Regions from separate parts of the Mus musculus genome. Here region 1 is linked to region 2. The links are chromatin loops, found by intact Hi-C in ENCODE. Cell type or tissue: left cerebral cortex. All regions are shown on one strand. Links, peaks and the distances in the headings refer to the core of each region. The heading gives the core; the rest is flanking DNA.

Region 1 (15,120 bases), core at 4,190-12,189, 89 kb after region 2:
GGTATCCAAAAATGGAAAAGAGAAAACTTTAAATGAAGGGAATAAAAACACTTTAGAAATCTCTCAGGAAAACCTTTCCTATCTGGAAGACTTGATTTCATGTTGAAAATGACAATCAGTGCTCAAAAGGCAACTTCAAAAGATCTATATAAGCTACATCCTTACAAGACTTCTAAACAGCAGAAATAAAGGATTTCGAGTTGTTGGGTATGTTGGCACGTGACTTTAATTCTAGAACATGGAGGCAGAGACTGGTGAATCTTTTCGACTTTAAGAATGTCTGATCTACATAGCGATAACTCTGTCTAAACAAACCAGCCAACCAAATAAAATCTCTAGAAGAAGAAACAGAAAGTTCCAATTTAAGAGACGGGAAGTCATGCGGACAAAGAAACTCTTCCTGAGCTCCTACGACGTTGGATACAGTGGAGCATTAGCCTTAAAATTCTAAAGAAAGCAAAGCCAATATATTGAACCCAGCTGAAAACAAAATGAACCAGACAAAGGAACATTTAATGGAGTCCTCAGAATGCACAATACATTAGAACACTAAAGGGGATCTTCAGATTTTGGTAGTAATAGCTACAAATGGCAATCAATAAGCAAATAAACCAGATATGCATTGAACAATAAAGACAAACAATAAAAACCCCTTATAACCATGCTTACACATACATTCTAATTACATGGTTTTTAAAAAGATTTATTTATTTATTTATTTTATGTATGTGAGTACACTGTAGCTGTACAGATGGTTGTGAGCCTTCATGTGGTTGTGGGAATTGAATCTTAGGACCTCTGCTCACTCTGGCCAGCCCCGTTTGCTCAGTCTCTGCTGGCTCTGGCCCAAAGATTTATTTATTATTATATAAAAGTACACTGTAGCTGTCTTCAGACGCATCAGAAGAGGGTGTCAGATCTCATTATGGGTGGTTGTGAGCCACCATGTGGTTGCTGCGATTTGAACTCAGGACCTTTGGAAGAGCAGTCAGTGCTCTTACCCATTAAGCCATCTCTCCAGCCCTAATTACATGGTTATAAGGTAAATACTAAATTGTAATTTAATAGGAAAGGATACACAACCACACAATCCTGTATATATAATATGACAGTAAATTCTAATGGTAGATGTGAGATTAGAGTAAGAGGAGCAGTTGGACAGCCAAACTTTGGATGGAGCTTGGGGACCCTTATGAAAGAGTTGGGGGGAAGGACTGTGGGACCCAAAGGGGATAGGAACTCCACAGGAAGACCAACAGATTTAACTAACCTGAGCCCTTGAGGCTCTCAGAGACTGAAGCACCAACCAAGAGCATACATGGGCTGGACCATGTATGTTCTTCTAGTTGGGCTGCTTCTCTGGCCTCAGGGGAAAAGGATGCACCTAGCCTTGCAGGGAGTGATATAACAGGGTCGGGAGGGGGATATCTAGGGGCCCCTCCAGTCTCTCAGAGAAGGGGAGAGAGGATGGAGGAATGGGATGGAGAAACTAGGATGGGAGCAGCAATTGGGATGAAAAGTGAATTAATAAATTTTTTAAAACAAAAGAAAGAAAAGAGAGGGGGTGTTGGGAGCAGAGCAGTATGGTGTGGACAAAGGGCTACTTTTGTTACCAATCAAGAACTACTTGAATGTTTAATCGATTAATGTGGTAAAAGAAAAGCATTTGATCATTTTAAAGTGATTGAATAAGCAGCAGTAATAGTAGTAGGTAGTACACTCTTACTCAAACTCCAACTTGTCTAAAGCTTACAAAAATTATTATACACAGTTGGGCCTGGTGATGAATGCCTTTAATCCTGGTACTCAGGTGGTGGGGACAGGTGGATCTCTGAGTTCAAGGCCAGTCTGATCTGCAGGGCAAGTTCCAGAACAGGCAGGGCTATATAGAGAAACATTGTTATTTGAATGTTTTATAGTTGGTAAAAGGTATCATCTAGGGAGACAACACCCTTCCTTTCTGATAGACCATGCTGTGTGAGAGATTCCCCAGGATGTAGGAGCTCATCAACACAGGGCAGATGGAAGCCTTGGTTGGGTAACAAGCTGAACCATTAATTTATCCACACTTAGACCTCCCCTCCCTCCTAGTAGAATAAAACAAAGTCTCTTCATACACTAAGTATGGAACCAGGGTTTTCTGTTACTTGCATCAAAAGTATCTGTTTCAGCTTCCGCCTATGAAGACATAATTCCAAGAGAACTTTTCCTCCCACTTTAAACTGCCACAAAGCTTGACAAAATTTGAAATTACCATATTCAGACATCAAAAAACGAATAAACTAAGACTAATGGCTGTCCCAATAGCTGCCTAGATCCACAGAGAAAAAATTAGTGACAAAAGATTGGTTCTCCGAGATAAAAAGAGAGACATAGATGAACCCTTCTAACAATGTCACAGTATTACCACAGACATTATCGTAGTAAAGAGAATAAAGAATATGTAACAACTTAAAAGATTTGTGCGTGTGTGCATGTGTGTGCGTGAATGTTTTGCTTGCATGTATGCGTATGCCTCATGTGTGTGACTGGTACCTGCAGAGGCCAGAAGAGGGAGTCAGGTTCCTTGAATCTGGACTTAAGGGCAATTGTGAGCTGCCAAGTGAATACTAGGAATCTTATGCCAGTCCACTGAAAGAGCAAGTGCTTTTAACAGTTCTCTCTCCAGCCCCAGCTCTTTGAACAATTTTAGACAAAATTTCTTGAGCCATATAACTGACCAAATTAAAAATAGAGCTGAGTATCCCTATGTGTATTAAAGAAACGGAGCAAAGCGTTTCTGAGGAAAACAATACTGAACATTGATGGCTTCACTGGCAAATTCTGCCATGCTTTTGAGGAAGCATGATAATTTTGCACAAACCCTTTCAGGAAATAGAAACACGCACACACGAGCACATACACACACACACACACACACACACACAGCCTTTTGGAACTCATTTTATAGCTATTAGAGAAGCAGACAGTATGTCTAGTTTCAGACGGACTCTAAGCCTTGAGACTCGGGAAATGAAGAGTCTTCCACTTCCTGCCATGCCTGGCCCCATCCCTGCCTCTGAGTCACTCTGATTTCCCATTGACCTGGTGAGCGGTCAAGGGACTCCGTCCATCGCTGAAGAATGAGGGATCACCAGCTAACAGGCGATGAGTGGCCATGAGGACCTTCATAACTGGAGAACAATGATGTTCCTAGTCTTAACGTATCACTGAGGACAGGAACAGTCCCAGTGCACACTGGCGCAGGTCACAGTTGGGATCATGAAGTCATCACCACGTTCTTCCTGGCTAGCATTTATTCTGAGAGCTCTGGGTGATGGGCATGCTCCCAGGCCCGGTTCTCATTTTCCTAAAAGAAAATATCACACTTGGAAAACAAATGTTGATGGTGGATCCATGGCTGTCCTTCTGTGCCTCGATGGATGCAGAAGAGCGAAAAGAGAAGACAGAAGAACTTAAATGTAACACGAGGAAGTATGTTTTACATTTTGTGATGGAGAAAATGTGCTGATGGAGGTGAAAAAGTGTGGCCTGTGCCCTTTCTTTCCTCTCTAGTCCCTGGGCTGCTTTTTTGGGTCTCTTTCTCCCCAGCAGATTTACTGGAGTGGAGCTTTGCAAATCTGGTCTCCTAGCAGCCGAATGCAGCCGAAGGCCCATTCATAAGACAATGGACAGAAAGGAAAGAAAGGGTTTGGCTTGTTTAAACTGCTTCTGTCTTCATTCACAGCCTGATGTCCCTGTGCATTGTGACATCTACAATGGCACTAAAAGATTCATTGTGGCCCAAAACAAATCAAAATGGAATAAGGGATGCTAAGATAAAAGAGTTCTGCAACAAAAATGTTTTTTTTTAAAGACATCTGAGATTTATGTTACCTTTGGGCTGTATAGCCTATTGAGTGGTACTTTTAATAACCACTAGAGTTTAATAAACACAGAGATAAATGGGAACTTGGTGTATATTTTTAAAGGTGCTTACACAGGCAGGGTGAGTGCACGGAGTTGCTCTGGAAGCCTGTTCAATAATTATTGTTCTTTGTTTGCACAACATTTGGGGAACCACACTCCACACTTAGTATTCAGTTTCCTTTCTGATAAACACACCAGAGCCATGCTCATGTGGCAAGCAGTTTTCAGCGCTGTGCCTTCCATTCACCCCCTGCCGGAACCAACATTAGAAGTTGCAGTTACCCGGCCCAATACAGCAGGCAACAGGTGGAAAGTTGAATAACTTCACACGTTTTTTTTCAGCGGAGGGGGTGGGCGGGAGGGAAGGCTTTTGGGAGCCGATTTAAGGATTAGATCAGATGTTATTGCTAGTGAAAAATTAAACAGCCCGGTGCTCTGGGGAGTACAGATTAATATATTTAGTGACTCTCTGCACACAAAAGCCTCTCATTGTGCCACGTCTGAATGCCTGTGAATAGGGCAGAGCATATGCGGCCTGTCACTGCAGGTGCCCACATCTGTTCTCCAGGGCAGATGCTCATAGAAAAGGGAGGTGGGGGAGGCCAGGGAAGCCTGGAGCACTAAAAGCTTCCTTGGTGCCTAGGCTTCTCTGGGGCATCTTGGGAGTGGCCTTTGGGTGCTGCTGTGTCCAACAGGGACTTCCTTGGGGAGGCCATGAACCACACGTGCTCACACAGCAAGCATAGCTCAGACCCTAGTTAAGCCTGAGAGCGCCAGGCTTTTGAGGTTATTGTTTAAGAAACTCTTGGGAGCCTAATCTTTAAACTCTCCCGCCCAAGGCCAGAGCCTGAGCAATTAGACACTGGGGAGGAGAGAGGACAGGGAGGGGAGCGAGTAGGGGTAGCGTGGAGGCGATGTCATTCTGACATCGTTCGCACAGCCAGCTGGTCCTCGTGATACCAGGTGAGGTGAGAGCACTGTGGCCCGGGCCCAGCTGCATGGAACCAGCACGACTTCGTCTCAAAGCTTTGTGACTCAAGTCGTACCCACATCCACAGGCCCAGCGATGGCCACCTCTCTAGCACCGCCACCGTCCAGAAGCCCCCAGGGGCGCTAACTCTAGTTGAGAGTCAGAAACGTATGAGCAAACTAAACGCAACCCCTCCCCTGTTAGAGCCTTCTTCCCACAAACCCCTCACCCCATTGCTACCCATTCCAGACCAAAGGCCGCGGAAAGTTCCGAGCGAGGTGCACGCGTGACTCTCTTCGGCTGGCCACGAGCAGCTGCTAGGATAATCTGATCCTGGGACAAAGGCCCGCCCGCCCGGGCTGCAGCCGCAGGTAAACACGCGCTTTGTTATGGAAATCAGCGCAGGACAGCCCGGAGCAGACAACCCACGATTCCGAGGAAGGAGAGGCATAGGGGGAGGGGCCTCGGGTGGGGCGATCTGTCATCTGCGCGGCAGCCGCCAGCTGAGCCACGCGCCTCCCCTTTTCTCATGTAAATCAGCACATGCCTTTGCAACTTTCTGCAGCCGGCTTCCCAAGACCCACGCACCCCAGGGTGAGGTGTCCTCGGAGCGCATACAATGGCTCTGAGTTCCTATCTAGCTACCCAAAGGAAAATCACCAACTAGGTGGGTAGAAGGAGGCGGCAGCCGGTTCCATCAAAGAAGAAAGGGCTGTGATCCTACGGCATGACGGAGTTCGGACCCCGATCCACTCTGAAGTTCACGGGGCGCCATGCCGGAGTCTTTTGGGTTCATTACTCCTTTTGAGTGTACTGCCCACAGAACGCAGAGGAGGCTAGGCCTACCGGTTCCACCTGGTGGGTGTGAATCTGAGGCTCGAAGTCTCTAGTCTAATTGGAAGCCAAATGCTGATTGCATTCAAGTGTGCACATGTCTGTACAAACATTAAAGTGTGTGCGCCAGGATTATGGTTGGCATGCTTGTAATCCTAAAATTCAGGAGGTTGAGGCAGGGGTATCTTGAGCTCCAGGCCAGCCCTGGCACCACAGAGAGAATTTAAAAGGGGAGTTGTGCTGCGGACTTGGTTGATCACACCAGACAGGTGGGCCACAGGTACAGGCTTCCTTTCCACGTCAACGCAAGGACTTTTTCCCCCTAATATTTTAACTGCTTTTGATTCTAAAACTGGCTGCGGAAAATGGACAGAAGGGCTGTTGGGCAAGATGTGATACTAGAACTAATTAATACACAGGCTCCTCCTCCTCCTCCTCCTCCTCCTCCTCCTCCTCCTCTTCCTCCTCCCCTCAAGCAAGCTGGCATGTTTGATCAACACCAGATTTGCTGCTTGGAAGTTTCAGTTTTGTTGTTCCGAACAAGGATCCTAATTCTTAGGACTGAGAGAACCCTCTGTTGTGTATACAGTGTTCAGTGGGTCTGAGAAAACACAAATCCCGCTCAAGTCTCCAGATTTGTTTACACAGAAAACTGAACCTGTGCTTGGCCTAGTCTGAAAACTGTTTGGGAGTTATGCATGGATACTGCCCTGTCTGCAGCCACGGTTAACTCTGTATCTTGAGAAGTGAGCCTTTTAGGTGTGTGCATGAAGGAATTGGGTCAGGACTAGGTGACCTGTGCTGAGGATGGGCACGACTAATTCAATAAAATTGTGCCTGGGAGTTTTTATTACCACATGGACCAGTAAAATACAGAAAACAATCAGGATCAATAACAGACAGAACTCCAGATGCACTTGTTGTGGCTTTAATTCTGATTATTATGCAACCTGAGTCTGCCCTATCCACCCATTGCAATTATTCAGATTGGGGCTGGGGGGGGGGGGCATGTGGAAAAAAATCAACACTACCACCAGACAACAAATACTTCCTTCTAGTCCTGTATCTGATGTATTCGGTGTCTCCTCAGCTCTAATGAGCCACACTTTGTACAGTAAATTTGCTGAAACATCAAAAAGCATTTAAAAGAAAGTTTCCTTCTTTCTTCTAATGGTGAAGGTGAGGATTTATGGTGTGTGGGGAGGGGAAATCTGTTGGCTAGGCCAACATTCAGGCAAATCTATTTAACATACTCTGGCTTAAGCTCCCTCCTGCATTTGGGGGGTTCTGAGTGCTTAGCTGTGGGAGTATAGAGACATGCAGTTAGGGAGTGAAAAAACGCCATTTGGTTCGGAGCAGATGGCTGGCTAGGGGGCTGATGGCGTCTAAAGGCGTGTCATCCCCCTCCCGGCTCGAATCCCTAAGGGCTCCCCTTGTCTTCCCAATCAATGAAAATTAAAGTGCAAAGAAAGGATGAATAGCTGGACCTCGAGTCTGTCCTTTGTTCCTCTCAGCTACTGGTACGCAGGAGTTAAACTACAACAGGCTCCTATAGAATCACTGAAGTTAAACAGTCTCCCCGTTAGCTCTGTGTTTGAAAGAGAAGGGAATAGGAACCAACTTAGGGGTGGACGATTGAGAATGGGGAAACAGGAGGATGAGGAGGAGGAAGAAGAAGAGCAGAAGGAGTAGGAGGGAGGAAAAAAAGAGCTTTCTGCTTGATTTCCCCAATACAGAATGGTGTGGCATAAATTAAGTTGGAAAAGAATGAATGCGTTGGGCAGGATTCTGATGGATTTTACGATGCCTTTCAGAACTGCTTTGCCACTGTAATCGAGAAATCTGTGCCATGTCAATTTAACAAATACTTAATACTAAGGGGGGTTTGTTCAAGATTTGGGACAAGTCCACCCCTCTCAGGGTCTAAGCCCTTGCGCGTGAAACTTTTCATTTCCAGTTTTCTAAACAGGCATTCAAACAAGCCTGGTTTCCACTTCCATCTTCTAATTAAAAGGTTCCTGATATTTCATTTCTTCTTGTAATCTCGAAGGCACAGAGGAGTCTGCATCTGACCTTGTTTCTTTTCTTCTTTGAATCCCCTCTGCTGTAGGAACCCCCTGTCACCTGAGTCCCACTCCCAAGTCCCAACAGAGAGCAGCTTCAGAGCTCTGAGAAACAGAGTTCTCAGAAAGTAACTTTCCCAGGAAACATTAGCTAGTGAAAAAGGAATCCTAACACTAGGTGGCAAGATTAAGTTAGGATTCAAGCTAGCCCAGCCTTGTGGTGATGTAGCAAATCCCTACACAGTTTACAAAGGACAGGGACTGTTTTTGCCACGGCCATGGGGGTGTGCCTTAGGGGTGTCAGTATCTTTTGAAGCCTCCATTTGTTCTATAATAAACAGGTTTTTTAAAAAGTGGGATCTAACCCTGCCTTTCTCACCTCAGCCTTGAGTATTATACACATGGCTTTTTGGTTAACTCTTTGATTGTCTGTGAGTTGGCGATGACGACGTGAAGTGCAGAAATTCCTGTTGATTCTGAAACTTTGAAAGTGTTTGGGAGACAGGGTAGCAGTAGGCAGGCTGGGTCATCAGAAAAGGAGCTGTAATTTCAGTTGCCAGATGGCCCAACACAGATGATTCTGCCCAGTAACTGCTAGATTCTTGTTAGCAGTGTTTCTCTGGGCATGCGAAGGTTTTCCTCTCTTTCTGTGCATTATATACATCTTGCTCCAGATACTGGCCTAAATGATCAAGCTACTCTGCCAGGACAGGGCTCATTCTCACCAACAGGACAGCAACACCTACAGTGAGGACACCTGTCAGGTACACCCTAGGGGCTGTGCTACAATCAAAGGAACACTAGCTCCAAGAATCACACCTCGGGATTCTAATGAAGCTGCCTAGGTGGTGGGGGTGGAGTAAAGAGGCCCCTCTAAAGATGGGAATATACAGCTCATGGCATGCTCAACACAAAGCTAGGTGCTAAGTCAGAGACTATATCTCCATTTACTTTTCTCTGGAGCTTGTAACCAGGGGAGCCGTTTAGGTAATTCATTGTGATACGTGTGTCCTGGGCCCTCCCAATAAACTCATTTCCCTTAAAAAAAAAAAAAGAAAAAAAAGAAAACAAAAGTTCTAGTGTCTGATGGATGTGTAAAAACCTAATAAGGTGACGGTTGTGTAAAGGTTATGTGTTGGGGGGTGAGGTGGGGGGAGTCTTTCAAACATGTGCCGGACATTGTCGCAGAGGCCGCGGCGTGCGCGGAGGGGAGCTCTTTCTCTCCGCATTGTGCAGAGAGCAGGTGCTGTCTGCATTACCATACAGCTGAGCGCACAAAGAGCCACTGATTCAGCCTCGCACAATAACAGACTGCCTTAATGACAGCCACGCGAACGACACACACCAAACTCACTTTTTACCAAGCAGAGGGAGGCCTGAGGGGAATACCCAGGAGAGTGGGACCGGACACCAGTGAAGGTGGTGTTGGTTGAAAATCTCCCGGGAGAGGGTGTGTACACCGGGAAAGGGGTAAGCTTAGCTTTTGGCTCTGCTGGCTCAGGGAATACACTATCCGGACCCCAATTCCCCATTTCCAGTGATCGTGGACAACACGGAGACAGCAGCGCTCCGGGACACTGCGGTGTCTGGGGGTGTCCGGCCCGGATCGCTAGCCCATCGGCACTCTCCGAGGCTCAATCGCCAGGCTTCACCAGAGGTATAAGCGTGCCTAACCTCCCCAAACTTCCCAAACTGCCGGGGTGCTCTTGCCACCCTTTGCCCACCTCTTCAAGGGTCCCTTTCCTACCGGGCACCCCGCCCCCGCCCCCTCCGGGAGACTCCTCCTTAGAAAGAGGCTGCCAGGGAGGAGGGGCAGCAGCAGGGACGCGGGCCTCTAACCTCTCCCCGGTTCCTCAGTCCCTAGGACTGAACAAACGAGGAGAGCCTAGGCGGCTAGTGTTGGAAACGCCAAGGTCCGGAGGCCGCGTCCTGCGAGCGAGTCTAGCGGTGACCGCGAGTGGGAGGCTCAGGCCGCCCAGCGTGCCTAGGGTCTTCGGGCCTGTGGCGGTGGGGCGGTGGGCGACGCGGCCTCAGCTCCAGCTCCGGGAGCAGAGCGGTTCGTCTCCGGGAACGTTTTGCAGGAATGTAAATGAGCGGGTTTTGCGCTGGGGGAGGGAGGCGAAGGGGCGAGGGCGGAGGCAGAGAGGACTAGGGGGCGGGGAGGTGGGGGGCGGGGAGGAGGGTTGCACATTTTACAGCTCACTGACCATTTGGCGATCCATTGAGAGGAGGGTTTGGAAAAGTGGCTCCTTTGTGACAGCTCTCGCCAGATTGGGGGGCTGCTCATTTGCATCTCATTAGTTATGCGAGCGGCCGGCAGGATTTAAGGGTGGCAGGCGCCAGCCCGGGCCAGATCCTCCGGCGTGCACCCGCGGTTACCCTGTCTGACCAGGGCAGGTCACGGGAGAGCACCGGTGCGGCACGGAGCCTCCCACGCTTCGGCCTCCGGTCCTCGGTGTGTGTTCTCGCATGGCATTGGCTGAATTCTTGAGGAAGACGCGAGGCTTGGCGATAGTGCAAGAGATACCGGTCTAGAACACTCTGGGAGCGGCAGCGGCTGCCGAGTGACGCCGGGCCGGGAAACCAGGGCGCGCGCCGCAGTCCTTGCCACCACCGTTCCCACCGCGCCCCTCGGGGCCCCGGATTATCGCCTCACCGGTGGGATTTCCAGACCGCCGCTTCCTAATAGGCCTGCGAAGGAAGCCACTGCAAGCTCTCTTGGGAATTAAGCTGAACATCTGGGCTCTCTTCCCTCTGTGTCTTATCTCCTTTCTCCTCTTTCCCTCCGCGAAGAAGCTTAAGACAAAACCAGAAAGCAGGAGACACTCACCTCTCCGTGGACTGAAAGCCAGACGAAGAGGAAACCGAAAGTTGTCCTTTCTCAGTGCCTCGTAGAGCTCTTGCCGGGGACCTAGCTGAAGGCACCGCACCCTCCTGAAGCGACCTGGCCCTGATAGCACACCTGGAGCCGAGAGACGCCTTTCCGCCAGTACTCCTCGGGTCATATAGACTTTCCTGGCATCCCTGGGTCTTTGAAGAAGAAAGAAAAGAGGATACTCTAGGAGAGCAAGGGCGTCCAGCGGTACCATGGGCCGTCGGAGCGCGCTAGCCCTTGCCGTGGTCTCTGCCCTGCTGTGCCAGGTAGGGGGCCGGGCGGGGCTGCTGCGCGGTGGAGGGAGGGGAGTCGGACCAGCCGATCAGCTGTCCATCCCCAAGTGACTCCGGCAGCGACGACCCCGAGAGCTGCCCGGCAGCGGGCAGCTCCGGATGGGCGCTGAGGTGCGCTCGGCCTCTGCGTCCTAGCAAGGGCCCGCGCGCCCCCGGGTCCCTCCGCCGCCGGCGCGACCTCACGCCCCTTCCCCGCGCAGGTCTGGAGCTCCGGCGTATTTGAGCTGAAGCTGCAGGAGTTCGTCAACAAGAAGGGGCTGCTGGGGAACCGCAACTGCTGCCGCGGGGGCTCTGGCCCGCCTTGCGCCTGCAGGACCTTCTTTCGCGTATGCCTCAAGCACTACCAGGCCAGCGTGTCACCGGAGCCACCCTGCACCTACGGCAGTGCTGTCACGCCAGTGCTGGGTGTCGACTCCTTCAGCCTGCCTGATGGCGCAGGCATCGACCCCGCCTTCAGCAACCCCATCCGATTCCCCTTCGGCTTCACCTGGCCAGTGAGTGGGCACCTGCGCGCACTCGGCTGGGTCTGGAGGGGTAGGGGTGGCTGGTTGGTGGTTGGCAGTGGGAAGAAGGCAAGGGCCACTGATAAGGGTTGGGGAATCCCACAAAGACACGCCTGAGGTCTTGACTTCTTACTGGGAACTGACTGGCAGTTGAGGAGGGGGTGTGGAACCCCAGAGGCTTTTGCAAGCCCTGGGCATTTCTCACACACCTCCTACTTACCTGAAAGGTCGAATGCTTCCCTCCCCTACCCCCAAAGTTGGGAGAGTTCTTGTCCCCTAGCTCTTAGGCCTTGGTTGGGTTGCTACCAGTGCTGGGGCTGCTCTCCATCCTCGAGGTTCCACCCCCAGAAAACAAATGACAGCTGCCCTCTCCTCTTCCTGCACCCCACCTTGCTCCATCAAGTACTCTCCCCCCTTTTTAAAATACAATTTCCTGTATTAACATGTTTTTAAAAAACCAAACCCACACACGGTGTGTGTGTGGGGGGGGACACTCTTTAAAATTCTTCTAATTAAGGAAAGTGATAGGAGTTGACCTTCATTGGCACAACACAGAGATCTGAGAGCCTCTGTACTTGGTTCTCTTTAATGCCTCTCCTCCTCCTCCAGCTCCTCCTCCTCCCACTCCTAGTCTCCCAACTCCTCCTCCTCCCCTTCCTCCTCCTCCACACTTCCGGTTATCAAGCATCTTCTCCCCTTTCCCTAGGGTACCTTCTCTCTGATCATTGAAGCCCTCCATACAGACTCTCCCGATGACCTCGCAACAGGTAAGACTCCAAGCCCCTAAACTATGCATTCTCCCCATTGATACACAGTTTACCCACTCAGCCCAGGCCTCTTACCTTCACTCTGCACCTGGAGTTCAGAGAAGAAGGGTCCTTGGCTTGACAGCATCCATACCACTCTCTCGGTTCCTAGCGTCTAGGTGTTATCATTACCAACCTGAGCATCTTCTCTCTCAGAAAACCCAGAAAGACTCATCAGCCGCCTGACCACACAGAGGCACCTCACTGTGGGAGAAGAATGGTCTCAGGACCTTCACAGTAGCGGCCGCACAGACCTCCGGTACTCTTACCGGTTTGTGTGTGACGAGCACTACTACGGAGAAGGTTGCTCTGTGTTCTGCCGACCTCGGGATGACGCCTTTGGCCACTTCACCTGCGGGGACAGAGGGGAGAAGATGTGCGACCCTGGCTGGAAAGGCCAGTACTGCACTGACCGTGAGTCCTCTGGAGAATGACCCCTAAGGGTCCATTTATGGGGAAAGACACGAGGCTTTGCAACAGGAGATGGTAGAGATGGCTCAGTGGGGAAACTGAGGCCTAAAGAGCAGTGTTTTGCTAAGGCCGTTGGCAGTTAGGCTGGATTCTGGCATTTTAACAAGGGAGACCTTGTGTCCACTGTAGGAAGCTGCTTTTCTTCACAGGGAGGAGTTCAGAGACAAGGCCAGGGGTCAGGAAGTAAGGCTGTGCTCTCCCTAGGGCCTTTGTATTAGAAAGGGAAGAGAGGAAGGAAGGGAGGGACAGAGCGGGGATGTGGAGGGCTCATTTTCCAACAGTTCTCCTTGCTGCAACAATGTCCCATTGGAAAGCCCTCCCTTTCCTCCACAGAGTTAGGGTGCCTGACCTGCCTACAGAAATCTGTTTCCAAAGATTCCCTGGGGTGTACTCTGTGTGCCCTGTCCTTCAGGGAATCCTTCAATCCTTGGGATTGTGGAATGCTAGCAGGTGTGCTGAGGCAGAGTGCAGGGCTACATGGCTGAAGGGCACCTTGTCTTGTCTAAATGAAGAAAGGCAGTAGCTGATGTCCTATAATCTTCTTGCAAACCAGGGTACCAGGGCCACAGGGAGGACTTCTGCTCTGGTTCTGGTCTGTTTGTACCTCAGGGGGCCTCTCTCCAGCAATCTGAGGCCTCATCTGCCCAATCTGTAGGAATGGCATTTCCTTCCAACGTCAGGGCCTGGTGAACTTTTGTTCTTCTGCCCTGCAGCAGTTGAACATTGGACTCTGTGAGGCCCAGAACCTCTGTTCGTGCCTGGGGGAGGATATCGAGTCACTTTCTAGCTTTAGTTTTTGCCTGAGGATGATGGGTCCACACTTCAGTGAGAGCCTGGACATATTGTTGCCTAGTTTCCCATATCCTTTGAGCGCCCCCCCTCCCGTCTTGGCCAAGAATTTGGCTGTTTTCTTAAGAACTGGAGTTGCTGATCATTAATGAGTTTCATAACTGGGGAAGTGAGCCAGCTCAAAGCCTCAGCCTGTGGCCACCCCTGCCCCCCTACCCCTTTGGGCGCCTCTGACCTCCCACAGTAGCTTTCCTCTCTCAGGGCCAATAGTTCTGGGGTGGCTAGAAATCTAAACTTTTCTTATTCAAACACTGGGGTCTCTCCCCGCCCCTACTTACACGTGCCATAGATTAGATCTCTCTGAGGATAGGCGGTGGGGACACTGCCTGCTCCCATTGGTAGAAGGCTACGTGCGCACACGCGCTTGTGTGAGCGCATACACACATGGCTAGGGCCGGGGTGGGGTGGGGGTGGGGGGGCAGCATTGTTGTGCTGGGGCAGCTGCGGGAGGGAAGACACAATGGAGCAGCTGTCCTGCCCTGCACGCTGCACACCAGCTGTCCACTCTTATCTGCACACACACTTTCTGGGATATGAAGAGGTGGGGCTTTGTGCATAGAATTGGGAAGTGGGGGAGGAGGAGGGAGAAGACTTCTGACCCTCTTTTAGAAGAAAAAGGGACAGGGGTAGGAGTAGGGGCTTCTGAGAGCCCTTTTGTCCTAGACGCACTATGTTAAGAAGAATTCTCATTCCTTGCCTGAATGAAGTCCAAAGCCACCAGCCAGGGTGGGCTAGGCTCTGTGACCTGAGATCCACTCAGCCTGGACCTACAGAGTAGGTCCTGCTAATTTTCCTCAGTTCCACCTGGTGATACTGGGGAGTCTCTGGGCTGGAGCTCCAACCTATGTTTTTATTTGTTTGCAGCAATCTGTCTGCCAGGGTGTGATGACCAACATGGATACTGTGACAAACCAGGGGAGTGCAAGTAAGTTTGCAAAGTTATTTTTTGTCTCTTCTTCTTCTTCTTCTTCTTCTTCTTCTTCTTCTTCTTCTTCTTCTTCTTCTTCTTCTTCTTCTTCTTCTTCTTCTTCTTTTTTTCCTGTGAGACTTTCTACGTTGCTCAGGAGCTTTTCTATGTAATATGGCCTGGTCTTGAACTCATAATAGTTCTCAGGCTCCCTAAAGTCACCATGCCTGGCTCACCTTTTCTTCTTCATATATATATATATATATATATATATTTCACATATAGGCTGTAAAACACTCCAGGGAGTTAGTTGAGTAGGAGCTATTACTCTACTGAAGGCCTGAAAATGTACGAGCATAGGTTTTCATTAACTCAAGCTTGTACATAATGGAAATATACAGGCTTCAGTTAAAAAGCTTGTATGGAAAATGAGATTCCACATCCATAATCCTTGTGCATGTGAAAGGCAAGCAGGGTACCCTGTGCCCTTCATCTGAGACTCTGGGAGGGAATGGCTCGGGGCAGGGGTAGGGGAGTTAAAGCTTTTAAATGGCCTGATGTCCTGCTACTTAAGGACAGGTAGCTTATGGGTGCTGCAGGATAATTTTGGTGTGCTAGAATACCATTATGAATCTAGAAG
Region 2 (15,120 bases), core at 3,506-11,505:
CAGCCTGGAGTAACATGGGAAGAAGAAACCATTATGACAGACTTTATGCAACCAGATTGGTCTGTGGTCATATCTGTAAGAAATCATCTTGATTGATAGAGGAGGCCCTAGCCCACTGTGGACAGCACTAACATTAGGGAGGTGAGGCTTGGTCTGTATAAGAAAGCTATCTGGGGCTGGAGAAATGTCTGACTGTTAAGAGTCTGTTTCTATACTTGATTTTCAGAGCCCGTATTAGGTGGCTCACAACAGTCAGTTCCAGTGGATGCAACACTTTTCTGGCTTCCGTGAGAATCTGCACACACATGGCACACACAGAGGAACATGCATGCACACATAAGTTAAAAAAATATTTTTGAAAAGTGCTTGCAGCAAAGAAAGGGAAAGAAAGCTAGCTGAGCTTGAGCCTGTGAGCAAGGCAGTAAGTGGAATTTTTCCAGGATTCTTGTCCCAGGCTCTTGCCACCTGGTCTTTTCTCAGTGATGCGTTGTAACCTTGGAGTGTAAGCCAACGGGTTCTTTCCTGTGGTGCTGCGGTATCACAGCACTGTAATGAAAGTAGAACAGAAACTCGCACCAAGAGTAGCGTCGTTGTGATGAACCTGTGTTCATTTGGAGGAGTGGGGAAATGTTTGGAACTTAGAGCTGGAAAAGCCATTGAGTCCTAGGAACTTGGTGAGTTGTTCAGTAGTAACTTGGAAGATAGTGCTATGAAAAACATGGAGGCTATGAAGGTGGATTGTGATGCCTTCGAAGGAAGAAAGATGATCGGGGCCATTTGGATTAAGAATCTGTGGTTGCTTTTTAGTTAGGAATCATTTGTGATTAACAAGATAAGCAGCACCCGTTAGATGAAAGCTTTGAGTTTTACTAGGACTTGGATTCTGGTCATCTGGGGCTGAAAATCAGCTGTGGTTAATAAGAAATCGTTATCATTGAAATAAAATCTGGAAAGTATCTATTAAGGATAAGCACACAAACTGATCTAGTGGGGTCAAGTCTATCTCAAGCTGTTAGCTGAATTTGGCAAAATATCTGTAAGAGTCACCCACCTGTTACTGGTTTTAAAGGCAGGAAAGCTCTTGATTGAAGGGGTCATAAAGAGAAGCTGAGGACTGGCACCCTGTTGCAGGGTTGGGGTACCTGCAGAGAGGCCCAAGAAGCTATTGGTGAAGGCAGAACATGAGTTGTAGCAGATATTGGAGCAGCTCGGACCTGGGATATCTGCTAAGAACAGTGGTAAGTGTGGGATGAATCTGACCTGAGCCTGTACTACCACCATGTGTGCTGGGGACAGCAGAGTTGGAGAGCCCTTTAGAGCCCAGAAGAGTGTATTGTAAAAGGACAAGTGGACATGATAGACATTGATCTATACAGCTAGACTTCGGTTTTGCTTAAGTGTGTTGTTTATGTAATTTATCTTTTTCCACTGAAGCCCATATTTAAGGGTCTTTGGGTTTATGAATGAATGAATGAATTTTGTGACAAGGTCTCTCTATGAAGCTTTAGTTGACCTGGAATTCACTATGTAGACCAGGCTGGGCTCAAACTCACAGAGATCCACCTGCCTCTGCCTCTTGAGTGTTGAGATTAAAGGCATGTGCTGCCATTCCCAGCAAGACTAGATTTAAATTTAAAAGAGACCTTGTACTTTTTAAAGAGTTATTTATTTTTAATGTATACGAGTACACTGTCACTGACTCACCAGAAGAGGGCATCAGATCCCATTATGGATAGCTGTGAGCCACCGTGTGGTTGCTGGGAATTGAACTCAGGACCTCTGGAAGAGCAGTCAGTGCTCTCAACTACTGAGCGATCTCTCAAGCCTGAGACTTTGTACTGTTTTTGTTTTTGTTTTTGTTTGTTTGTTTGTTTTTCGAGACAGGGTTTCTCTGTGTATCCCTGGTTGTCCTGGAGCTCACTTTGTAGACCAGGCTGGCCTCGAACTCAGAAATCCGCCTGCCTCTGCCTCCCGAGTGCTGGGATTAAAGGTGTGCGCCACCACGTCCAGCCTGAGACTTTGTACTTTTAAAGCATTGGAATTTTAAACTTTAGTTTTACTTGTAAGAGGGAGGCGGGGGAGGTGTGTGCACATGAGTCCAGGTGCCCTTGGAGACCGGAAGCATCAGCTTCCCTGGATCTGGAGTTCCATCTGACATGGGTGCTAGGAACTGAACTCAGTTCCTCTGGAAATGCTCTTACCTGCTGAAGCAGCTCAGTTAAAAACTTTAGACAGGTTTTTAAAATTGCATTTTATAAATTGCATTTTACTAACACGAGGAAATGGTGACAAACAAGTAGAAGGTTATGGTTTAGCAGTGGTTGGTTTGTGTGCTAAGTTGGCAAGGAGGGAAGCAGCCTGACTCATCTGGGAAGAGGGACTCCCAGCTGAAGAGTTGCCTGGATCAGACTGGGCTGTGGCTATGTCTGTAAGAGATCCATATGTAAGGGCTCAGCCCACTGTGGGCAGCAGCATCCCTAAGTATGTAGGCCTGAGCTATATAGGAAACGTAGCTAACTATAAGGCCCAGAACAAGCTTTAGAACAAACCAGTAAGGAGTACTCTTCCATGATTCCTACCTTCAGGTCTTCCTTGAGTTCCTGCCCTAACTTCTTCCAAGAGACTGACCGGGAGGTATAAGCCAGATAAGTTCTTTCCTCCACAAGCCTTTGGTCGTGATGTTTAGGAAAGCAACAGAATGAAACTAAAACACTTCCATAACCAACTTTTTAAAATTAGGATATGGGGCTGAAGAGGTGTTAAGAACACTTATCAGCAGTTAACACCTGCTTTTCCAGAAGACCCGAGTTTAGTTCTCAGCCCCTGCATGGCAACTCGAGACCATCTCTAACTTCAGACCCAGCGGATCTATACTACCTTCTTTTGGGATATGTGGGCAACAGGCATGTATGTGGTATATGGACACACATAGAGGCAAAACACCTGTACACATAAGCAAGAAAAGTAAAAAAATGGGTTATTTTAAAATTTAATGGGTTTGTGTACACACACACCTGCGCCATAGTGCAAATGTAGAGGTCAGAGGACAATATATCAGTTCTCTCTTTCTACTAGATGGACCCTGGGGATGGAACATGGGTTGTGTGGCCATTTCCTTATTGATACATTCCACCCTGCAAGTAAGTAAGTACTTTAAGACAGAAGGTAAACAAATAACTTAAAATCCTTGAAGGGAGTCCCTGGAACTGACCAGATTCACTAAGATCCCCCCTCCATGATTAAATAATACAGACGGTTGAGAGTTACTCTCAGACAAAGCAAGCTACAAAGAAGACTGTGAGACTAGACCAGTCACCTGTTGAGCTGCCTGCAGGCTCTACAGTACAGTATGATACAAGTTTCCAGCTTCTATGAGCTGTCATCTGTGCTGGAGTGGGCTTTGGTTATGCAGCTGTCTTTGAGTCATTTCTCCTCCTATAAGTAACTCTTTACCCATATTCTCGTAAATATCCTCAATAAAATTCATTGGTTCACCAAGTTGGACTTGTCTACTGAGGGCTTCCTTTGGATGGTGAGGAGATGGTAGGTTGCCTGCTTCCCCTGTGTTTTTGTTGTCACTGTGTTCTAGTTAATGACCCTCTGTCAACTGTATAGCAGAGAGTTTCTACCGTGAGCTGCTCTTCACTTGGTTGACTTTTCTTTGTTGTACGGAAGCCTTTTGTTTTCTCAAGCTCTCGTTTGTTAATATTTAGTCTTATTTCCCGTACGACTGCTGTCCTAGTCATAAAGTTCTCTATGCCTATGTGGTGACGTGTACTCTCTTTAAAATTTTTTATTTTGTGTGTATGGGTATTTTGTCTGCATGTTTGTCCGTGTACCACGGAAGCCAGAAGGCATCAGGCCCTGTAGAATTTTATATGCACAGATTGGGAGACACTTTCTGGATCCTGGGAATCGAGCGCAGAGCCTCGGGGAGAGCAGTCAGTGATCTTAATCATCTGAATCAACTGAATCATCTCTGACTCCATGCTGCCTACTTTTTGCTCTACATGCTTCAGAGTCTCAAGATTCTATGGTGAGGTGTTAATTCTATATACATTTCCCAGCAGTGCTTGCTAAGAGATTGTCGTTTCTGCAATGTACATTTTTGGCATCCATCACTGTTGAAACCAGGTGGCTGAAGATGCATGTTCTTAGATCTGGGCTTTCTATTCTGTCCATCTAGATGTCTGGTTTTGAGCCAGTACCATGCTGTTTTTATTACTGTGGCTCTGTAGCATAGCTTGAAGTCAGGTATGGTGATGCCATCAACTGTTCTGGTTGTTTGGCAATCTTCTGTGCTTCCATATTAATTTTAAGATTTTTTTTGTCCTCTATATCCCTAAATAATCGTTCTAGGATTTTTACTGAAATTGTATTGCATCTGTGTTTTAGGTTGTTAGAGTTTCTATTACTGTCATGAAACATCATTACCAAAAAGCAAGTTGGGGAGGAAAGAGTTAATTCGGTTTGCACTCCTACAGCACTGTTCATTATTGAAGGAAGTCAGGAACTCTAAACAAGGCAAGGTTCTAAAGGCGGGAACTGATGCAGAAGCCACATGGGGAGTGCTGCTTACTGACTTGTTCCTCAAGACTTGCTCAGCCTGCTTCCTTATACAACCCAGGACCACCGACCCAAGCATGGAACCACCCACAAGGACTTGGGTTTTCCTACATCAATCACTAATTAAGAAAATGCCTAGGGCTAGAGAGATGGCTCAGTGGTTAAAAGCACTGACTGTTCTTCCAGAGATCCTGAGTTCAAGTCCCAGCAACCACATGGTAGCTCACAACCATCTGTAATAGGACCTGAAGGCCTCTTCTGTCTGAAGACAGTTACAGTGTTCCATTCATAAAATACATTTTTTTAAAAAATTCTTTTAAAAAAAAAGAAGAAGGAAAAGGAAAAGGAAAGAAAATGGCTTATATCGGGGTCTTATGGAGATATTTCCTTAGCTAAGGTTCCCACTTTTCAGAAATCTAGTTTCTGTGTCAAGTTGACATGAGACAAGCCAGCACACATCTGTATTTTGCTTTTTGTAAGATGGCTATCTTGACAATTTTAAATTCTTCTAATCCATATACATGGACGGTCTTTCTATCTTCTCACTTCCCCCTTAGTTCCTTTCTTCAGTGTCTTTAAAGGTTTTCTTGTAGAAGTTCTGTTGTTTACTTAGTTAAGTTTATTCCAACCAAAATAGTGTGAGTGGAGTGGATAATATCTCTTATATTAAAACTATTTCATCTACAAACAGGAATATTTTTACTTTCCTATTTGTATCTATTTTTTCTTACTGCTCTGAGACTCAAGCACCGTATTGAACAGGAATGGAGAAAGTTTTATTTTTATTTTAGTAAAAATGCTTCAAATATTTTTTACCTTTACCATAATGTTGTTGTGGCCTCGTTGTATATTGACTTTATTATGTTTTGAATTATGTCCCCTATATCCATAGATTCTGTAGCAAATATCTCATGAAGAGATACTGGACTAATCAAAGACCTTTCCTGAATTTATTTGGTTTCTGTCCTTGAGTCTATTTATATGACAAGTTACATTTATTGATTTATACGTTGAATCTTCTCTTTAATGAAGTCAACTTGGTGCTGAATGACGAGATCTTGAATTAGTTTGCTAGTATCCTACTGAGAACGTTTGTATCTGTATTGATCAGAGAGATCAGTCTATAATTTTCTTAATGTTGTCTCTGCCTGGTTTTGGTATCAGTATGATATTGGCAAAAGAAAAAAAAAAGCAAAACCGGTTTGGAAGTTTCCTTCCTTTTCTACTTTATAGGGTGATTTGCAAAATACTGGTCTCCATTCTTGAGTGAAGGGTAGAGATCTATACAGTGAGTACATCTGAACCTGGGTGTTCTTCAGTCAGGAGATTTTTATGACCATGTCGGTCTTGCTGCTGGATATAGGACTATTTAATTTTTTTTCATTTTGATTTGATTTTGGTAGGTCATATACCTATCAATTTCATCCATTTCTCTTAGATTTTAAAAATTTAGTGGAATATAGGTTTGTAAGGTATGTTTTATGCTTTTCTTACTCTTGGTATCTCTTGTAATAACTTCTTTTTTCATTTCTGATCTTACAAGTCTTCTCTGTCTTTTAGTTAACTTAGCTAAGGGTTTGTCTGTCTTTTTAAAAGGTTTATTTGCCTTTTTAAAGAAAGAACTCTGCATCTGATTCTTTGGTTTGTCTTGTACTCACTATTTCTATTTCATGAATTTCTGCCCTTAAGTATGTCTCCTTATCTACTGATTTGGAGTTTGATTTGTTCTGACTTTTCTAAGGCTTCAAGGTGCATCATTAAGTTATTTGAGTTTTCTCTGTTTTTTTATTTTTAAAATTTTGGGCGCTTAGAGATACGCACTTTCCTATTAGGACCGCTATTTGTTCTCGGGTGGATCTCTAGAACTTGTGAATCATCTTTAGAAAATTTTTCTTCCATGACAGGCAAGTATTTAGAACTTCATTTGGAGTGTGGGCTGATGACTGTAAGGCGGATTGTTGGTAAACACCACTGTTTTGAACTGGGACTCCACTGTCACCTCAAGCAGACCCCTGACCTGACTCCTGCTTTGAGATGTGCCACAAAGATGGCTGAGGCCTGTCAAAGGATGGTGGCTATTCCTCATTCATGAATGCCAGGTTCTGTGTCACGCTCCTGGAGGAGGCCACCAGGTGGCGCTGTGGATTTACCTCTGGTGCCCCCACTTTGTGGCGAGCATTTCCTAGGATAGAGTTTAGTTTGTGGTAGGCAGGAAATAGAACTTGAGTCCGGTAGTAAATACTGTTCTTCCTTAACTTGGCAAAAGGACATTTTGTGGTAACTTGTAATCTCAGTTCATGTACATATTAAACTGCAGAGGACAGAAGAAGATAAACTGGTCATCACTGTACTGGATGCATGCGAGGTGTGTGTTTGATCTGGAGGGGAGAGAAAAGAAGACAGAGGAGGAGGAGAAAGGGAACTGACTTTGACACAAAAAGACAAATATCAGAACACTGGATTTATTTGGAGCTATATACTTGTAAAAGATGGGTCTCACTAGGTATATAGCCCCCGCTGACCTGGAACTTTCTATACGTACCAATTTCAAACTCTGAGATCTTCCTGCTTCTGCCTCCCCAAGTTCTGGGATTAAAGGCATGTATCATCAGGCCCTGTGATTGTTTTTTATTTTTTATTTTAATTATTTCTAAAGCAATAGACAGATCCTATTTTTCTTCTACATTCTCAACTCTCCTATTGGTATTGTACCTGCTTTTTAGAGTAGGTTGTTGAGAATCAACTGTGACACCTAGAAGGTAAGGACATGGCTGGGCTGTGGTAGTCTTACCAAATTTTCACGTCATTTAGAATATTAGGAACACACATCTACAGAGCCCAAACATGGGCTAGCTCCAGGTGGCAACTATACCAGCCTGTTCTTCTGCCCTTGGGAGTACAGCTTTCATAGTCTGGAATTTTCTCCCATCATGGCAAAGCCTACACAGGACTTGCTAGCATTTTGCACTCCAGGTGGGGCTCAAATGTTTTAGACTTAGCACAACATCCCCTGGAAATTGTACTTTCTTTGTAAAGCTTCTCAGTAAGATTGCTTACTGTTTGCAGAGACTCTATGAACCACTATGATCCACAAGGAGAGACTAGGAGGAGGTTCTAAGCAGCGGTTGTGGAACGCATGTGAACAGCAAAGCTGTTGACACGATGTTTCTGTTCTATTCTGTAAAGAATGTGTTCGTGCATATAGACATAAAGCAGATGCTTGGGTTTTAAAAACGTTCCTCTATTTCTTTCTTATTTTTAAAAAAGATTTTATTTATTTATTTATTATATGTAAGTACACTGTAGCTGTCTTCAGATCTCATTACAGGTGGTTGTGAGCCACCATGTGGTTGCTGGGAATTGAACTCAGGACCTCTGGAAGAGCAGTCAGTGCTCTTAACCGCCAAGCCATCTCACCAGCCCTCGTTCCTCTATTTCTTTATCGTGTAATGAAACATAAACTGAGATGGCATCACTGGTCATTATCATATGTAACCTACAGTCACAAAGAGACCAGGTGTTCCTCAAGGGACAGCGATACCTTTTCTAAAATACATAATACATTTTCGGTTGTATTTGAGAAAGTTATATCATATTAGGTAGAATTATGACCTGATTATAGCTTTCCTTTGGGAATTAAGCATAACAGAAGGATATGTAATTTGTGTGTCAAGTTGACCCAGGGTATACTTGTGATAGCTAATTTTGGGTTGTTAACTGCATCTAGAATCAATTAAAACCCAAGCTCCTGGGCGCACCTGTGAGAGACTCTTGATTGGATCATTTGAGGTGGGGAGACCAATGGTAAATCCGTCCGATACTTTCTGGTGGCAGTGCACATAAAAGGCCGCAACTTTAACCTTTCCCAGGCTTGCCCCCACTCTCCCTGGCTTGCCCCCACTCTCCCTGGCTTACCACCTACTTCTTCCTGATTCCAACACTGACTGAAAACCAGCAGCTCTCCAGGAATCCTCAGGGACTAGGTTAAAACTACCAGATTAGGACTACCAAGATATGTAGAACAACAACTGGTGTACATACACACACACACACACACACACAGAGGCCTGATATACTGACCAAATGTTGGATAATTTTTCAATTTTATAGTCCATATATCATCTGTCTTTAAATTTTAGAACAGCTCATAAATAAATGTAGTAATATGATTATTAATAAATAATATATATATTCATTCTTTTATCAGTTCTGTTCCCTTAGAGACTCTAACTAATAGAATGGCAATAGAAATGGCTGAGTAACTAATATTCACTACATGGAATATTGCGCAGCCATTTGAGGCAGAGGCTCTGAGGGCCTTAAAGCAACAGTACAGAATATTAAGACACAAGAGGAATAAGAATATTCAAAATTGTAAATAGTGATCACAAGTGTATGGAAACATCAATGTGTTAACATAGGAGTAAAAGACCACTTGAATTAATAGAGTGCCCTAATACTGGATGGATTTTTCTTTTATAGGCACTGCATGATAGGTCTTTATTACTTATTTTTAAATTTTAGTATAGAAGTTCATAAGTGGGGGCTGGTAAGATGGCTCAGCAATTAAGAGCACTGACTGCTCTTCCGAAGGTCCTGAGTTCAATTCCCAGCAACCACATGGTGGCTCACAGCCATCAGTAACGAGATCTGATGCCCTCTTCTGGTGTGTTTGAAAACAGCTACAGTGAACTTACATATAATAAATGAATACATCTTTAAAAAAATAGAAGTTCGTAAGTTTAGAATTTCATATTTAAAAGTTCAAACTTGTATGATTCCAAAATAACCAACCAAATTTTATAAAATATTTATAATCATTGTGGCTATTGTCGATTAATCGGCTTGAAAAATACAGCTGGCACTTGGCTTGACTTGATAGGAGATGCATTTTAAAGAATAAGTATTCCACTTATATAACCGGTATATAACCTTCATTAGAAGGTTATTCAAGCAACATTATCTCCTCTTTAACACTAAAATGCCCCTGTACTTGATTTAAATCATCACTAAGCACAAGCGACTTTTCCTTTGAATTTCTCTAAATCTTTATTTGTTCACCGTCTTTTATCATGGAACATATAAGATACATACAGATGGCATAGACCAGCACAGTAACCCCCCAGGTACCGCTCACACGTCATTGACGACTCGTAGCTAGGCTTGGGTCACTATCCACTGTATCCCCACCAGACTATTTTGAAACCAATCTCAGAATACCTATGATTTTATCTTGTAAACATTTTAATGCCTCAAAAGATCATGACTATGTTTTATAAAAACATCAAAGTGTTATAATCACACCTCCAAAATTAACTATAATTCCTCAGTATTGAATATCCCATCTGTTAAAATTCCCTTGATTGATTCATAAGTGTTTGTAACAGTATGTTCAGATTTGAAGCCCCGACACCTCCCCTCCCCTCACCCCACCCCCCACCCCCCCATCCCACCCCCACCCCTGCCAAGTCATTCACTCACTTGGAATTTTTTTTTAAAGATTTATTTATTATTATATGTAAGTACACACTGTAGCTGTCTTCAGACACACCAGAAGAGGGAGTCAGATCTTGTTACGGATGGTTGTAAGCCACCATGTGGTTGCTGGGATTTGAACTCTGGACCTTCGGAAGAGCAGTCGGGTGCTCTTACCCACTGAGCCATCTCACCAGCCCTTGGAATTTACTTACTAAGGAAAAAGGTGTTTTTTCTTGCAAGGTTCCCGTGTTCTGGTTATCACTAATTTATTCTCGTAGTTCTTGTCCTTCTTTTCCTATAAAGGCCTAGATTTGGGGCCTTGATTACGTTTGTTCAGTTTTTTTCACCAACTGAACAATTTAAATTCATGTAAAGTCTCACTGCTTAGAACAGCAGTTTAGACCCATTTCTACTAGTTGAACAGTAATGTAATGGGATGGAAATCTTTAAAACAAAATTATATTTATTTATTCTATGTGTCATGAGTGCTTTTGCCTAAATGTATGTATTTGTACCACATGTGTGCCTGGTGCCCACAGAGGTCAGAGAAGGCATCAGATCCCTGGGAACTGGAGTTATAAATGGTTCCACCAAGTGGCCGCTAAGAACTTAACCTGAGTGCTGAGAGATCTGCCTGCCTCTGTCTGCCTTTGCCTCCCCTCTCCCGCCTCCCACCTCCCTCCTGCCCACTGCCCCCTGCCTCTGCTGAGATTACTGCAGTTTCTAGCACTTGGCCTGCTCTCTCACAGGGTCTTCCTGCCCCTCTGGAGGGTGGCCCCCACTCTAAGAGGAACTCTAAGAGGCTTGAGAGCCCCTGGCATAAACTTAGGCAGTACTGGGTGAGGTTTGGAGGGGGTCATGTATCTCATCTCAGCTTCTACAAGGATATTCATTTCTCTTTTATTTTTCTATTTTTATTTTTGTATTTGGCATCTTACCTCAGTCTGTGTTAATATAAATGTCACTCAAATTCTCAAGTAACAGGTTTTCCACACTTATTGGTTATGACGGTTAGGGTTTTTAAAGATTTATTTTTGTTATTTTAGGGTTTGGTGGTGGTTTTTTGTTGTTGTTTTGTTTTGTGCCTTCTTTTTTATTTATTTGGTGAAGGACGAGTGTGCCATGACACGTGTGTGGAGATCAGCAGACAGCCTATAGTAGCTGGTCCTTTCTCTCCACCGTGTGTACCCTGAGCATCAAACTCAGGTTGTTAGGCTTGTAGACAGCTGTTTTACCCACTAAGCCATCCCATCAGCCCTATTTTTGTTTTTTGTTTTTTTTTTTTAGTTACATGTTTATGTACCCAAGCATGCCAAAAGAATATTGGATTAGATTACCTGGAACTTAGCCATAGACACTTATAAACCTCTAGAATAGGTGCTAGTAACAGATGTAGGTACTCTGCAAGAGAAATTAGTGCTTTTAACTGCTAAGCCACTTCTTGATGGTGATGGCAATGATGGTTACTTTTGTCGACTGGAAACAAGATGAGACCACTGGAGAAGAGCATCCTAGTGAGGGATTGTGGCTCAGTTCGGCCTTTGGGTGTGTCCATGGGGACTATCTTGTTCCTTGGTTGATAGGAGAAGACCTGTTCTAAGTGTAGGCAGCACCATACCGTGTTTTTGGCGTGCTTGGGCTCTATAAGAGCAGAGGAGACTCGTGTGCTTTCTGCATGCGTGCAATCATCTCTCTGTGGTCGTTTTTGAAAGTATTTTTTAGATTTGTATGTTTCTTTTGTGGGTCTGGGGGCTGGTGCGGAAGTCAGAGAACTTAACAGGAGTAGATTCTCTCCTGCCGGGTGGGGCCCTGGGGAGGAATTAGGCTCCTTTGGCTTATCAGCAAGTGCCTTTACCTGCTTAGCTATCTCTCGGCTCTTGACTATGAGTGTGGTATAATATGCTGCTTTAACTTCCTGCCACCATGGGTTCTCTGAAATGATGGGCTATACCGCAGAATTGTGAGTCAAAATAAATCCGTTCCCCTATCTCTCACAAGTTGCCTTTTGTCAGAACAGTTTATCTCAGCAACAGAAAAGAAACTAGACCCTTGGCCTAATAACTTTCCTCAGTCCTGTGATTCCATTTACAGTTTATCATTCTGTCTTCTGTGCTCTCTGCTAGTCCCCTCTGAGTCTATTTTGAGGGACAGCAGTCATGTGCTCTACCCACAGTCTCCTTACCACCTCTGCCATTATCTTTATTACTGCGGACTATTTCTGGATCGACCCACAACAGCTGTAGGCTACATTTAACTCACACAGCTGAGCTCACAAAGTTCACCTCATGCACACAGTTTTCCCTGGTACCAATAGCAGCAACAGGGTCAAAGTGTCTTGGGCATCTCTGGGAGGCTCAGGTGGTCCAGGCTCCCTTTTAAGAGCCCATGATTCAGGCTATGTGGAGCGGTGACTCCTGCACACACTGCTTGCCTGGCTAGCTCCCTGTCTGTGACTCAGACCTCCGGGAGGGATGTCACACTGAGCCAGCATGCCAGCATGCAGCACAAGCCAGCAGCTTGTCCTGGAACATGAAGCCATGGAAGCACAGCCAGGTGGGCTTAGGAGTCTGGAAGAGCCGCAGGTGTTGATATCAGGCTGGAACCCAACGAGGAAAGGCAACACCACCCAGGGAAACTCATTCGGCCCTGTGGCTGGTGGTCTTGGCTAGGGCCTTCTCTTTAAACTTGTGACCACCATGGCCAGGGTCAGAAGTGGCTCTGATGTCCCCTTTGCTGATGGTTAGAGTACTCTGTTTCTCCAGGTCATGGATACTGTTAAACTTAGATCATGTGACCCAGGACTGGTCACATTCCCTTTCCTCCTCTTCTGACCCTACTGCTTATTATTGACCAAATATTCTCAGAGGCTATGAGTGCAGGATCTAAGATCTAATACACATACAACTAGATGTTCATCTGCCTGAGCTCCCTGCCTGTGATAAACAGTGAAAGGCTCAAAGGGAAATATGGGAGAGGCCTTCTTGGGGTCAACATTCAGTAGTTCTTGTGTGAATCAGTTGTTCCTATGAAGTCCCATACACTATTTCAGCCCCCTGGAAAGAACAAAACCCACAGGCCATCTACCTGGAACTTAGAGTCGCTTTGCTTTCCTTTCCTTTCCTTTTCTTCTCTTTTCTTTTTTCTTTCTTTTTCCTCCTCCTCCTCCTCCTCCTCCTCCTCCTCCTCCTCCTCCTCCTCCTCCTCCTCCTCCTCCTCCTCTTCCTCCTCCTCCTTCTTCTTCTGAAAAAACTGGCTGTCCTGGAACTCACTCTGAAGACCAGGCTGGCCTCAAATTCAGAAATCTGCCTGCCTCTGCCTCCCAAGTGCTGGGATTAAAGACGTGCACCACCACTGCCCAGCTCAGAGTCACTTTCAAATGCTGGTGTCACTGTGCTTCTTTATGAAGTCTTGAAATATCCTTGTTTCTTCCTTCTGCTTCTGTGCTGACTCCAAGACTCCATGTCTACTCTATAATACTGTCTTTAAAACGCCAGGGCCCCCAGCACTCTGCATTGGCTCCAACTCCATGCCTACTCTCTTTGCTTAATTATTTACTTAAATAATTAAATTGGACATGGTGGCTCATATTCATAATCTTAGCACTCAGGAAACTGAAGCAAAACTATCCCCATGAATCCGAGGCCAGTCTGAGCTAGAGCAAGATACTGCATTAATAATAATAAAAAATAATACTAGGTAATTAATTCAAACTTGTGTATGAATTAAACTAAGACTGATCATTATAAAATGTCTGATTCTTGAAGAGTGCTTTCTTTGTGGGAAAAGCCTTTTTAAATATATTACAGGACTGGGTTGAAGAAACTGACTTTAGACAGTATTTTGCCTAGTTTTATGTCAACTTGTATAGGCTGAAGACATTGAAAGAAACCTCAGTTGAGAAAATACCTCCTCAAGACTGGGCTGTAGGCAAGCCTGCAAGGCATTTTCTTAATTAGTGATCAATAGAGAAGGGCTCAGCCCATTGTGAGTAGTGCCATCCCTGGGCTGGTGATACTGGGTTCTACAAAAAAAAAAAAAAAACAACAAGGCTAAGCAAACCATGAGGATCAAGGCAGTAAGCAGCATGCCTCCATGGCCTCTGCATCTGTTCCTGCTTCCATGTTCCTGCCCTGTTTGCATTCCTGTCCTGACTTCCTTCCATGATGAACAGCAATGTGAAAGTATAAGCCAAGTAAATCCTTTCCTCCGTGTCGCTTCGGTCATAGTATTTCATCACAGCCATAGAAACTCAGACTAAGACAGGCAAAGGACTGTTCCTAATCTTTACAGACCCTCCTCTGGTGGACTCCAGAGAGCTGAATGTACAATTTCCAAATAATTTATTATCAGACACTTCTCTTGGATCAACTTCATATCCAATTCTGTAAAATTTCAGCTACTAGTCCAGCCAGCCTGCTGCCAGACATTAGAGATTCTCCAAGATAGCAGCCAAGTTAGGGTCATCAGACTCCACTGACCAGATGGGGGTATGGCAGGGTATGAGTTCATGATGTTGCAGTGGATGCAGATGAGGTCCCCTGGCACTGACGCCATGAGGGAAATTTGGTCCAGGTCCAGGTGCTGTCTTGGCTAGACCTCTCTGGATCCAGCCAGATGGAGCTCACAGCTCATCTGGTTCAGTCAGGAGCTGGCGATGCAGAAGCCCTTGTAGCTACTGTGAAAGACGGACTAAAACAGCTTCAGCTTTCACCTCAGGCAGGGCTCTGGCCCTGCCTGCTGCTTCCCTTGTTGCTGTGGCTACTATACCCGCCACTCCTCTCTGGAACTGGTGGGCCAGGAGCCTCTGGCCTCTGCTCCACCTCCAGAGGAGTCAGTCGAAAATTCCTGAAGGTGATTGATATGGTCCAATCTGTCACACCTGAAGAGGGACTGTAGGAGAGCAGCTTTGTATAAGATGAAATTAGGTATGCTGGGGCCCTCATTGTCACCTTGGACAAAATGGTGTGGGCCCAGTCCTTCAGCCAAGGGACTTCAGCACAAAGGACCGAACTTCTGGGGTTAACTCAGGCACTTTGCTGGGGGAAGGGCAAAGCCATCACTCTATACATGGAGGTA

What was found. Hi-C counts contacts between places; a loop is a spot of excess contacts. Peaks named below come from ENCODE experiments on the same cell type or tissue, not always from the same donor. Only the 100,000 strongest peaks of a DNase experiment are listed, where the experiment ranks them.
Region 1: it touches region 2 in a loop (6-fold over the local background); 7 of 42 quality-filtered maps call a loop at or near these places.

What each region holds. Positions count from the first base shown.
Region 1 is chr17:15,370,984-15,386,103 of GRCm38, reverse strand. Dll1 (delta like canonical Notch ligand 1) reads left to right here and starts at 10,281. Exons shown (of 11, transcript NM_007865.3): 1 at 10,281-10,917; 2 at 11,145-11,438; 3 at 12,154-12,214; 4 at 12,410-12,667; 5 at 14,438-14,498. The coding sequence starts at 10,864. In left cerebral cortex, for the core only: a CTCF peak has its summit at 7,956 (motif pointing right); DNase peaks (open chromatin) are centred at 9,081, 10,122, 10,260, 11,363 and 2 more places; H3K4me3 peaks cover 3,893 bases; H3K27ac peaks cover 1,808 bases.
Region 2 is chr17:15,459,460-15,474,579 of GRCm38, reverse strand. No RefSeq gene overlaps it. Among named protein-coding and RNA genes, the nearest start is that of Gm49668, 31 kb to the right of the region's middle. In left cerebral cortex, for the core only: CTCF peaks have their summits at 6,690 (motif pointing right) and 9,266 (motif pointing left); a DNase peak (open chromatin) is centred at 6,677.